2 separate regions of the Homo sapiens genome follow, and region 2 is linked to region 1. Evidence: chromatin loops called from intact Hi-C (ENCODE). Cell type or tissue: chondrocyte. All regions are shown on one strand. Links, peaks and the distances in the headings refer to the core of each region. The heading gives the core; the rest is flanking DNA.

What was found. Hi-C counts contacts between places; a loop is a spot of excess contacts. Peaks named below come from ENCODE experiments on the same cell type or tissue, not always from the same donor. Only the 100,000 strongest peaks of a DNase experiment are listed, where the experiment ranks them.
Region 2: a loop joins it to region 1, with 6 times the contacts of the local background. A loop is called at or near these places in 3 of 110 quality-filtered maps.

The regions. Positions count from the first base shown.
Region 1 is chr2:237,579,111-237,584,481 of GRCh38, reverse strand. All of the region lies in intron 2 of RAB17 (RAB17, member RAS oncogene family), which reads left to right. Among named protein-coding and RNA genes, the nearest start is that of RAB17, 8.9 kb to the left of the region's middle. RefSeq lists an enhancer at 2,281-2,915. In chondrocyte, for the core only: a CTCF peak has its summit at 2,578 (motif pointing left); no DNase peak of the experiment used is centred there.
Region 2 is chr2:238,261,410-238,266,780 of GRCh38, reverse strand. It overlaps PER2 (period circadian regulator 2), which reads left to right. Exons shown (of 23, transcript NM_022817.3): 9 at 1,191-1,269; 10 at 3,723-3,829; 11 at 4,437-4,590; 12 at 4,944-5,052. Among named protein-coding and RNA genes, the nearest start is that of HES6, 24 kb to the right of the region's middle. RefSeq lists an enhancer at 2,498-2,998. In chondrocyte, for the core only: a CTCF peak has its summit at 3,133 (motif pointing right); no DNase peak of the experiment used is centred there.

The DNA of each region.
Region 1 (5,371 bases), core at 304-5,303:
CTAAAATGGCAGCAGGGTTGAGTGGTTGCAGCAGTGACCCCATGGCCAGTAAAACCTAAAGTATCTGCTACAGGGCCTTTTACAGAAGGACTCCATGACGCCACCCTAGCAGAGCCTGCAGGAGCCAGCGCCCAAAGGCACTCACTAGGTGAGCGCAAGCAGGGCTGAGAGATTCCGAGATGCCCGGTTGGAGCGTAGGAGGGTGCTTTGGATTCATTGAGACGTGCTTGGACGTGCTCAGCCCACAGAGAGCTGTACCCACAGAGCACCCACCTTTCTTGGGTGGGGGTGGGGGGGTGATGTGTGGGGTCTGTGAAGCTTCAGGGTGGTGCCGGGCATTCTGTATTTTACAGGTGAGGGGGATGGAGGCCCCGACAATGAGGCGCGAGGCCCTAGTTCCTTTCATTCCAGCAAGCCAGGGTCCGAGCATCCCCCTCACACCTGCCCTGCCTGTACCAATTGCCTGCCCTCTCTTCAGGGGGCCTACCAGGGTCGGGGGGTGAACAAAGCTGGGCTTGCTGGGGAGTCCTAGGCCAGGTTGGGGGTCTTTGCTTGGGGGGCAGGCCTGTATGTCTCACTCTACTCCTGGTCCTCTGTCTGGCCCCGCAGGGGCCATCCCCCTGCCGGCAGCTTTCAGATGAAAGCCAGGGCCTCCCTTCCTCCAAGCCCCTCTCTTCCAGGCCTGGGTTTATCTCCTCTCTCTGAGGGGAAGGACCGTTCTACAGGCTGGGCTCTGCCTTTCACCCAGAACTGGTGGGTGGAGTCTTTGTTCCCACTCTGGGTCTCTGTGATGGGGCCGGGGTGGGAGGCTGTGGGCTGTGGCCCGTGGCACAACGGGGAGAGGAGAACAGCCAGATTAGGTTAGCCTGTGGCTCATGAGCTGCCTTCATCCCATCAGCCTCCAACCCTGGGGTCCGCACTTTTGTATTGAGCACCTCTGTGTGTGGGCAGCTGTGCCGGGTTGCGGGGTTAGAAATGTGGAAGCTCCTTCCTTTGCTGTTGGCTGAGTCCCCTGTGGGAACCATGGTCTCCTCTGCTTCCATCCAAGTGTCTGCGTCACACCTTGGGATAATATTACAGCTTTTAGAGGTAGATATTACTGTAACTATGGATAGATGTCATGCAATTTATTATTATCATTATGTTAATTTTTTTGAGACAGAGTCTTGCTCTGTCACCCAGGCTGGAGTGCAGTGTCTCACTGGAACCTCTGCCTCCTGGGCTCAAGCCATCCTCCCACCTTAGCCTCCAGAGTAGCTGCTATCACAGGTGCGCACCACCATAGCCAGCTAATTTTTATATTTTTTGTAGAGATAGGGTTTTGCCATGGTGTGCACCACTGCACCCGGCCTATGTTAATTATTTTATTATTATTTTTTTTGAGACGGAGTCTCGCTCTGTTGCCCAGGCGGAGTGCAGTGGTGCAACCTTGGCTCATTGCATCCTCTGCCTCCTGGGTTCAAGTGATTCTCCTGCCTCAGCCTCCCGAGTGGCTGGGATTACAGGTGCATACCACCATGCTGATTTTTGTATTTTTAGTAGAGACGGAGTTTCACCATGTTGGCCAGGCTGGTTTTGAACTCCTGACCTCAAGGAATCCACCACCCTTGGCCTCCCAAAGTGTATGTTAATTATTAATCCTCATTATAATAATTACATGATCACATATTATAAATGTGGATATTGCCACTTTTAGGATGAGGAGATGGGATGTGCTCACTCCTTTAACTTACGTGCTTTGGGGGAAGAGTGATCTGTGTTGCACAAAAACCCTTTGAGAGCAGACACTCCTGCTTCTTTTGTCACGTGTGGCTTCAGCTTTTATCAAGAACACTGGGCTCCTGTCCAGGGGAGAGGGTAGGCCAGGAGCAGAGCCTCAGAGGAGAATGGGAGTGCTGTCCTCACAGGCGGCCTGGAAATGCAGGAGGCAGCACGCCCAGTGCTTGGCTGCAGGATCCCCGAGGGAGGGACAGGATGGATGGCCACAGGCATGCCACTCCTTCCCTCCGTCTGGATTTTTTCCCTGTGAAACGGGAGTGTAAACACCTTCCTGGAGTGGCCTCTCCATGAAAGGTTGCTGTCACCCTGGGTGGCTTAAGGTCACCAAGGCCGGCCCTGTCCGAGGGGTCAGCCTTCAGGAGGATTGACTCAGGTCCCTGGGGCCCTCCCGAGGGTCTGGTTCAGTCGACAGGTGTGTGGGGTGGGGCCCACAGCAGGACATGACACAGGTGGTGGGCTCAGCTCCTGGCAAGACACCGTCCATCCAGAGGAAGCAGGAAGCAGAGCCAGAAAGGGACATGGACTCGAGCCCTGAAGCTGGAAAGCCAACGTGCTGGCTGGAGCCAGAAGAGCAGGCAGGAGCAGAGGCAGAACGGACGGGAGTCCGAGGGACGGGAGTCCAAGTGAGCGCAGCCTCCCGCCCACCCCCGCCAGGGCCTGCTGCGGAGGTGGCAGCTTTAGGAGCCCCTGCTGTGTCAGGGACGGGGGCTGGACCTCCCCATGGACTGCCCCCACTGTCCTAACAGGCCACAGCAGGGGAGATTCTGTGCGCTGCTGACTTTCTGCATGACATCTTTTGGAAGGATGGTGACATCTAGTGCTTGTGTGCACATTTGCCAGCTGAAGCCACAACTAACCCCAGACTTGTTGGGCTTTTTCCAGGAAGGGGACGGTGACAAACAGGTACTGAGCACATTCAACTTGGCACCAGCTGACTTCCCTTCTAAATCGAGAACGTGGCTGACGTCCTAGAGCCCCCAGAAAATAAGTTTCCATTTCATGTTCCTTTCAATTTGTCATCAGCTCACTATTTTTACAAAACAGCCAAGTGCTACAGAGAGGGCTTCAATGAGCAGAATTGGCTGTTTATTTAAATTAAAAGGTAAAAAAAGCAAAACCACTTAAATGATATTAACATTTAGTAGAGAGGCTGGGCGCAGTGGCTCATGCCTATAATCTCAGCAATTTGGGAGGCCGAGGCGGGCAGATTGCCCGAGCTCAGGAGTTGGATACCAGCCTGGGCAACATGGTGAAACCGTGTCTCTACTAAAAAAATAAAATTAAATTAAAAAAATAAAATTTAGTAGAGGAACTTTTTTTTTTTTTTTTAAGATGGCGTCTCATTCTGTTGCCCAGGCTGGAGTGTGGTGGTATGATCACAGCTCACTGTAGCCTCAACCTCCTGGGCTCAAGCAAGCCTCCACCTCCACCTCTTCAGTAGCTGGGACCACAGGTGTGCGCCACCACACCCAGCTAATTTTTGTGTTTTTTGTAGAGACAAGGTTTCACTGATCTTAAGCTCCTGAGCTAGATTGATCTTCCCTCCTTGGCCTCCCAAAATGCTGGGGTTACAGGCATGAGCCACTGTACCCAGCCAAAACTTTATTTTTTAATTACATTTTGGCCTTAGCCATGGAGATATAGAAATGTGGTTAGTGGGTTTCTGAAAAAGGTTATGATAATAAATGCATGCTGTCTTCCGGGTCAGAGCCACGGAGTGCACGAGACTAGGTTGCCTCAAATACCTGTCCAGGGGCCCACCTGAGGGCCTTACATCTCTGCAGGGAAGGGAAGGGTCTATGTTCTGTAAATAGCCAAACATTGACTATTATTATGCATTATCATTGCTTGGACTAAAACCCATGCCCTCCTTGGAAATTTGCTGGAATTTTACATTAGTGTAAATTCAACCACCAGCCATCATTTTCCCTCCCCTCCTCCCCCCCCTTCTTTTTTTGAGGCAGAGTCTCACTCTGTCTCCTGCTGCCCAGGCTGGAGTGCAGTGGCACAATCTTGGCTCGCTGCAACCTCCACCTCCTGGGTTCAAGCGATTCTCCTGCTTCGGCCTCCCGAGTAGCTGGGACTACAGGGGCATGCCAGCACACCTGGCTAATTTTTGTATTTTTAGTAGAAACAGGGTTTCACCATGTTGGTCAGGCTGGTCTTGAACTCGACCTCAAGTGATCTACCCACCTCGGCCTCCCAAAGTGCTGGGATTACAGGCATGAGCCACTGTGCCCAGCCTCCAGCCATCATTTTCAACATGGAAAAGGAAAATATGAGAGGCTAAGATTGGTAAATGGAGGAAGAAAACCTGAATTTTATGCTCACGTTTCACCCTGCGCCAGCTTTTAAGATAAAACCAAATTCAAACTGAGAAATGTGATTTGAAGTGATGGGAAACAGAAAGATGTGGATAAAAGGCCCACGTTTTAAGACAACAAGTCCACAAAGAGCAAAGAGGACAGAAAGAAGAAGCAAAATTCATATGCCCTTTCTCTCCTTGCTCAGGCGATTTAACAGCCACCCTGGGTGAAGGGCACCATTAGCTCCTGCTATGGATGAGGAAGCTGAGACTTAGAAAGTTTAAGCAAGCTGCCATCAGATCAGCTGATGGGTGTACATTTATATTCTGGGCACGGTCTTCATTCTGGCACCATTGTCAATCCAGTGGAGCATCTGGTGTGTTCAGAGGTTTATAGCCGGTTCAGTCCCGACAGTTGCCCCATCTAAGCTGGAAATCACTGGTCCTACTGTCTGGATGGAGACTGCAGCTTTGTTTGACCTGGGGAGTTGGTCTGACTTCAAGTTCCTGGACCTGCAGGGAACTGCAGGACATGCGGGCAGAAGAGCCCAGGCAGTGGTTTCCGTTTAGGAAGAGGTTGTCTCATGATAGAGAAGCACGGTCTTGCTGCACCATGCTGGAAAGCTCTGTCCAGCCTCCTGTTCTCTGTCCAGCCTCCTGTTCTCTGTCTAGTGGGTGCAATTGAGTTTCTCCCACCCGTAAAGAGGCGATTAAGTCCTAACCCCCGGAACCTGTGAGTGCGACCTTATTTGGAGAGAGGGTCTTTGCAGATGTAATTAATTAAGGCCAACAAGATGGAACTTAGGATAGCCCTTAAGTCCAGTGACTGACATCCTTATAAGAAGGGGAGAGGACACAGCCACAGAGGGGCAGCCACGTGAAGACAGAGCCAGAGATGGGGGTGATGCAGCCACCAGGAACACCAGGGTTGCCGGCAGCCCCTGAAGCTGGAGGAGGCCTGGAATGGATTCTCCTTCAGTCTCCGGAAGGAACCAACCCAGCCAACGCATCAGTTTTGGACCTCTGGCCTCCAGAACTGCAGGAAGAAATTTGCTAATTTGAGCCACTCGGCTCATGGGACTTTGTTTTGGCAGCCGCAGGACACTCATGCACTGTCCTTGGAGTGTAAGTTTTTATTTTAAACATGTGGCTCCATTTGCCAGAATCTCCCCAACAGACCCCAAACCCAATCCAGGGTCTAGGCAGGGTAGCAGCTTTGACAGGAGCCTGTCGGTGCTGGTGGCTCCTCCATGCCCCAGACACCTTGCCTTCCCCCGCCCCGTCCTC
Region 2 (5,371 bases), core at 178-5,177, 680 kb before region 1:
CAGGCGCGAGCCACCGCGCCCGGCCAAATGACAGCCTCTTAAAAGTGATAGAAATATTTTAAGTATGTGACTTTCTCTGCAATGTTTTTTGTGTTCCTGCGTGTATTACAGAATGTTCTTTTCCAAATAGTAAGGTTTAGAGAGGGTACTTAGAGTTCAACAAGTTATTCCCCCAAATTACCAGTCTCCTTCAAGAATGAAAATGTTGGAATTTTGAATGTTTTGTCCATGAATTGAGGAAAATTTTGGATATATGACTCACTTTATGCAAATTACTCTATCAGCTTTGTCCACCTTTGTCTAGTTTCTAAACTGTGAAGTTCTCCAGTATAGTGACATTTGCTAAGAAATCTGAATCCAGACCAGGTGCAGTGGCTCATGCCTGTGGTCTGGCACTTTGGGAGGCTGAGGTAGGAGGATCTCTTGAGCCTGGGCATTTGAGACCATCCTGGGCAACATAGTGAGACCCTGTCTCATTAAAAAAAAAAAAAAGAAATTTGAATCCAAGTATGTAACTCATTTTCCTAAAAATAATGTGTCAGATCACTGTAGTTTCATCTTAAACATCATAAAGATGGGGCCGGGCGCAGTGGCTCACGCCTGTAGTCCCAGCACTTTGGGAGGCCAAGGTGGGCGGATCACGAGGTCAGGAGATCGAGACCATCCTGGCCAACACGGTGAAACCCCACCTCAACTAAAAATACAAAAAATTAGCTGGGCGTGGTGGCACACGCCTGTAGTCCCAACTACTGGAGAGGCTGAAGCAGGAGAATCGCTTGAACCTCGGAGGCGGAGGTTGCAATGAGCCGAGATCGTGCCACTGCACTGCAGCCTGGGCAACGCAGCAAGACTCTGTCTCAAAAAAAAAAAAAAAAATCGTAAAGATGGCCTTCCAGCTTTATTTTGCTAAGAGTAGTCTTTACGTGGTCCGTGTGGTTTTGTTAACACGGCAGTTTCGATTTACTAGACTAAAACTAGCATATAAAGAAGCTAAGAAGGCTGGCCAACGATCCCACAACCAGCATAAGGTTCTCAGTGTGGCAGTCTCTGTTGTTCAGAGTCCATGTTTTAATTTTTTTCTTTAGCTGCTCATTACTCTGAATCTACAGGGTGTTTTCTGGTAGTTTTAATATAACATCAAATATGCATTTCTTAGGATCACAAATGTGTGCAATATTCTGTTCTTTCAGCCCCTAGAATTCCTCCTGAAAAGAGAATTTTTACAACCACCCATACACCAAATTGTTTGTTCCAGGATGTGGATGAAAGGTACGTGGTCTTGACCCACCCCCTTTTTCATGTTTTTGATATAAAAGCTATTTAGCCAAAGCCAAGACTGCATCTTGGTTTTATAATTACATGATAATGGACAAAAACATGTAATTATATACAGGCAATGAAATAATTATGGAATTACACTGAAAACTTCCTAAGATATGCACATGGTGTAATTGAGGCTTTCTGGAGAGCTGTTGATCTAATTGAGCCTGTCTTAATTCTCCCATATAAACCCATTCGGAGTGGATAATGGTCCAGACAGAGGCGCTGTTGCCTGGGACCAGTGTCAGGGTGGAAGCCGGAGATGCCATTGGCTGGATCCCAGCAGAAGTCTATCTTCCAGCCTGTGTGCTAGAGGCTTCTCCAGGGGACAGGATTTTCTCCATGCCTCAGAGCCCCACTTGGGTCCCTCTCTCTGGGTCTCCCCCTCAGGGTGCTGTAGCAGGTGCGAACAGTCCCAGTGAGATTTGGGAGCACCCATGTTCTGAGTGGCTTCTGCCCCCACCATGCATCTTCTCCCAGCTCCTCCACAAATGCATGAAGACTCCAAAAACACTTGGGCCGGCTAGGTGCAGTGGCTCACACTTATAATCCTAGCACTCTGAGAAGCTGAGATAGGAGCATCACTTGAGGCCAGGAGTCTGAAACCAGCCTGTTTGAAACCAGGAGTTCAAAACGTAGCAAGACCCTGTCTCTGCAAAATAAAATAAAAATTAGCTGGGTGTGGTGGTGTGCACCTGTAGTCCCAGCTACTCAGAGGCTGAGGCAGGGGGATCACTGAGCCTAGGAGTTCAAGGCTACGGTGAGCTATGATTGCACCACTGCACTCCAGCCTAGGTCACAGCAAAAGACCCTGTCTCAAAAAAATAGAAAGAAAAAAAATGTGTGGGCCACTGGCAGTAGTCACCGAAAAGTGACCTCAGAAGATACCACAGGAAGTGGACCAAGAAGCACCAGTGTGCTGGGTTCCTAAAATGAACCAGGTCACCTAGAAGCTGGAGGATCAAGACCTCTCCCTCCTCTACTCTTGGCCCAGGGACACAGGCCCCCATCCTTGGAGTCAGGGCCACACAGCTTCCTGGGGAGGCTCTATGGGTAAAAAGGGATCCGTCACTTCCAGCTCCAGGTGGCTCAGGTGTGTCCGCGGGGCTGCCTGGGGCAGAGCCAGTTTGCAGATGCAGGCTTCTGGACACCACCCTGCCCTGTGGAACCAGGATCTTGGAGGGCAGGGCCTGGGGCCGTATATGTAAAGCAGCCTCTGGAGACTTTTCTTCCTTCAGAGATCTGAGAACTGTCTCTAACCCACTCCCATGCCAACTTGGTGTCCAGCTCAGCCCTGTGCAGGGAGGTTGGCAGACAGGTTCACCTGGCATGATGGGCCACAGCCTGCAAGCTCTCCTTGATGAAGCCTTGTGTGTGGCCTGGCTCACAAAGCCCAAGGACAGCCAGGGCTCCCCCTCCTCCTCCCCTCCTTCTTTTCACCCTCCACCCCCTTTCTGCTCCCTCCTCTTCCTCCTCCCCCTCTTTTTCCTTCCTGTTCCCCCACTCCTCTCCTCTTCCTTCCTCTTCTTCCTCCTTCAGCAAGGCCTTGATGGGACGGATGCCAGGAACATTCTGTATATCCTGTCCAAAGGAAAACATGAGGCCTGAAGAGAGAGCCTCAGACAAGAAGGAGGAAATCAAAGAATAACGCCAGGCCCTTGAGAAAGTTCTGCACCATGGTCTAAAGATTCACAGGGAAAATCCTTCTACACAAGCAGCAGAGTTTGAGGAAACATTGGTTTGGATGCAACAAGTGTTAAGAGGCAGATCGGGAGAAGAAATGGTCGGTGGAGCCGGCAGAGGGCGCTGGACACAAACAGAAGCAGAAGGTGCTGCTGAAGTTCAGCTCCGTCCTGCAATGGAGCAAAGCCACAGCTCTGGGAGGAGGCATGAGCTCAAAGGGCAGAGGCCCAGCCAGCCACCGAGACTCCAAAGAAGCCACAGTAAACCAACTGGATGCTGAGGCCAAAGTCACACGAGACCAGGCTGGAAAAGAAGCACATACAAAGGGTTTTCCGAGGCCCAGGCAAAACTTGTTAAGCAAAAATCCATGCCAGGTCACATGTGGCCAAACTAATGAATGACACTGAAAAAGAAAAAGATGCTGGAAGGAAGAAAACAAAAGCATGATCATGACTTATCTCTTGGGAGGTGAAACGCAGAGCTGAAGCACTCAGGCCCCAGCAGAGGGAGCCTCCTTCAGCGTCCTGGACAGTGAACCTTCGTTTGCTATTGATTAAAAGTCTAGCTGGTTCTGTTAGTCCAACTTTTGATCTCCGGGGGTGGGGGAGGGGGTGGGGTTTGGAGTGTATCTTCTCTTTCCAGGGAATAAGATGGTTCTTAGTGACAATCTCCTCATCTGTTTGGATGCCAATCCTAGCGTGTGTCTGCTTGCCTTCCAGGGCGGTCCCTCTCCTGGGCTACCTACCTCAGGACCTGATTGAAACCCCAGTGCTCGTGCAGCTCCACCCTAGTGACAGGCCCTTGATGCTGGCCATCCACAAAAAGAGTAGGTCCCCTTTTCATGGTACATCCTGAAGTGTTTGGCGGAAGTTCCTGTGTCCTTGGGGCTGCTTCTTGGGACCAGTCTAGCTCTGACAGGTCAGATCAGCTAAGGACAAGCAGGTGGTAGACGCCCGCCTCGCCGCCTCCCTCCTGGCACTGCAGTGCCCAGTGGAGTCGAGAGAGAGGGGTAAACTCATGTGAGTTCCTTTGTGGCCAGTTGTTTCTCAGTCCGTGGCCTGAGTCCGTAGCATCTTATGTTTACTGTTGGCTTCAGTGGCGCATGGGAGGAGGGGAGACCAGTTCATCTGTGGCTAGGAAGGTTCTCACCAGGCCAGGGGAGTGCACAGTGCATGTCCTCACCAAGCCCAGCCCTCATAGATGCAAGTGACACTAGCAGAGGTGAAACATGGGATGAAACAGCTCCTGCTGGAAACAGCCTCCTGGTAATCTACAGCAAAAACAGGAGGTTGAAAGCAGTGGCTTTGAAGAAGTGTTCATACCCCTACAGTTTGCAAATGATCCTGGGCCTGAGTGACTCTTGACTTGTCTCTCTCTACTATAAATCCTGTTTGCTCCCCTTTTCCCCTGAATGCTGGCTTTTGCTCTCCTAGTCCTGCAGTCAGGCGGGCAGCCTTTCGACTATTCTCCCATTCGGTTTCGCGCCCGGAACGGAGAGTACATCACGTTGGACACCAGCTGGTCCAGCTTCATCAACCCATGGAGCAGGAAAATCTCCTTCATCATTGGGAGGCACAAAGTCAGGGTGTGAGTGCTCCAAGGGCCCGAGGTGGCTCAGGGGTCTTGGGCGGGGGTCTCGGGCTGTCCTCACCTCCCAGCAACAGATGGCATAGGGAGGGGCTGAGAGGCCAAGACCGAAACCTTGCTTCCTGCCACCAATCTGGAGCCCCAGACTGCTAGGCAGGGGTGACCTGTCCTCTGCCCCCAAGTGGGAGGGACCTCATTCAAGCAGAGTAGGGAGTGGACAGGCAGCAGCCTGGGGGGCTGCAGGGGAGAGGCAGAGGGCCCACCCAGGCAGGCAGCATGTAGTGGCTATACAGTCACGCCAGAGAGGTCCTCCTGTGGGGCCCCATCTAACAAGATGAATTAAAACCACGCAGGGGCCCTTTGAATGAGGACGTGTTTGCAGCCCACCCCTGCACAGAGGAGAAGGCCCTGCACCCCAGCATTCAGGAGCTCACAGAGCAGATCCACCGGCTCCTGCTGCAGGTGGGTGTGGTGCCTGCATGTCCTCCTCCCAGGTAGCAGCCTGAGAGCCCCCTGCAGAGGACATAGGCTCTGAACCCTGGTCCTGGCACACCCACTCAGACAGCTTCATCTGTCATTCTCTGAACATCCCCCAGGGGACAGTTTGGGCATAGACTGTGCTAGTCCGAGACAGTCCATAGTACCCTTGGCTCTCTCCAGCCTTGCATTCGACCTTGTCTGAACTGCAGCCCTGAGTGAGTAGCTGAAGGACGTGTGCAGACCCCGTGCTCTGACACAGGCTGCATAGTTCCAGAGTGACCTCTCAGTGGTGCGGGGGCTC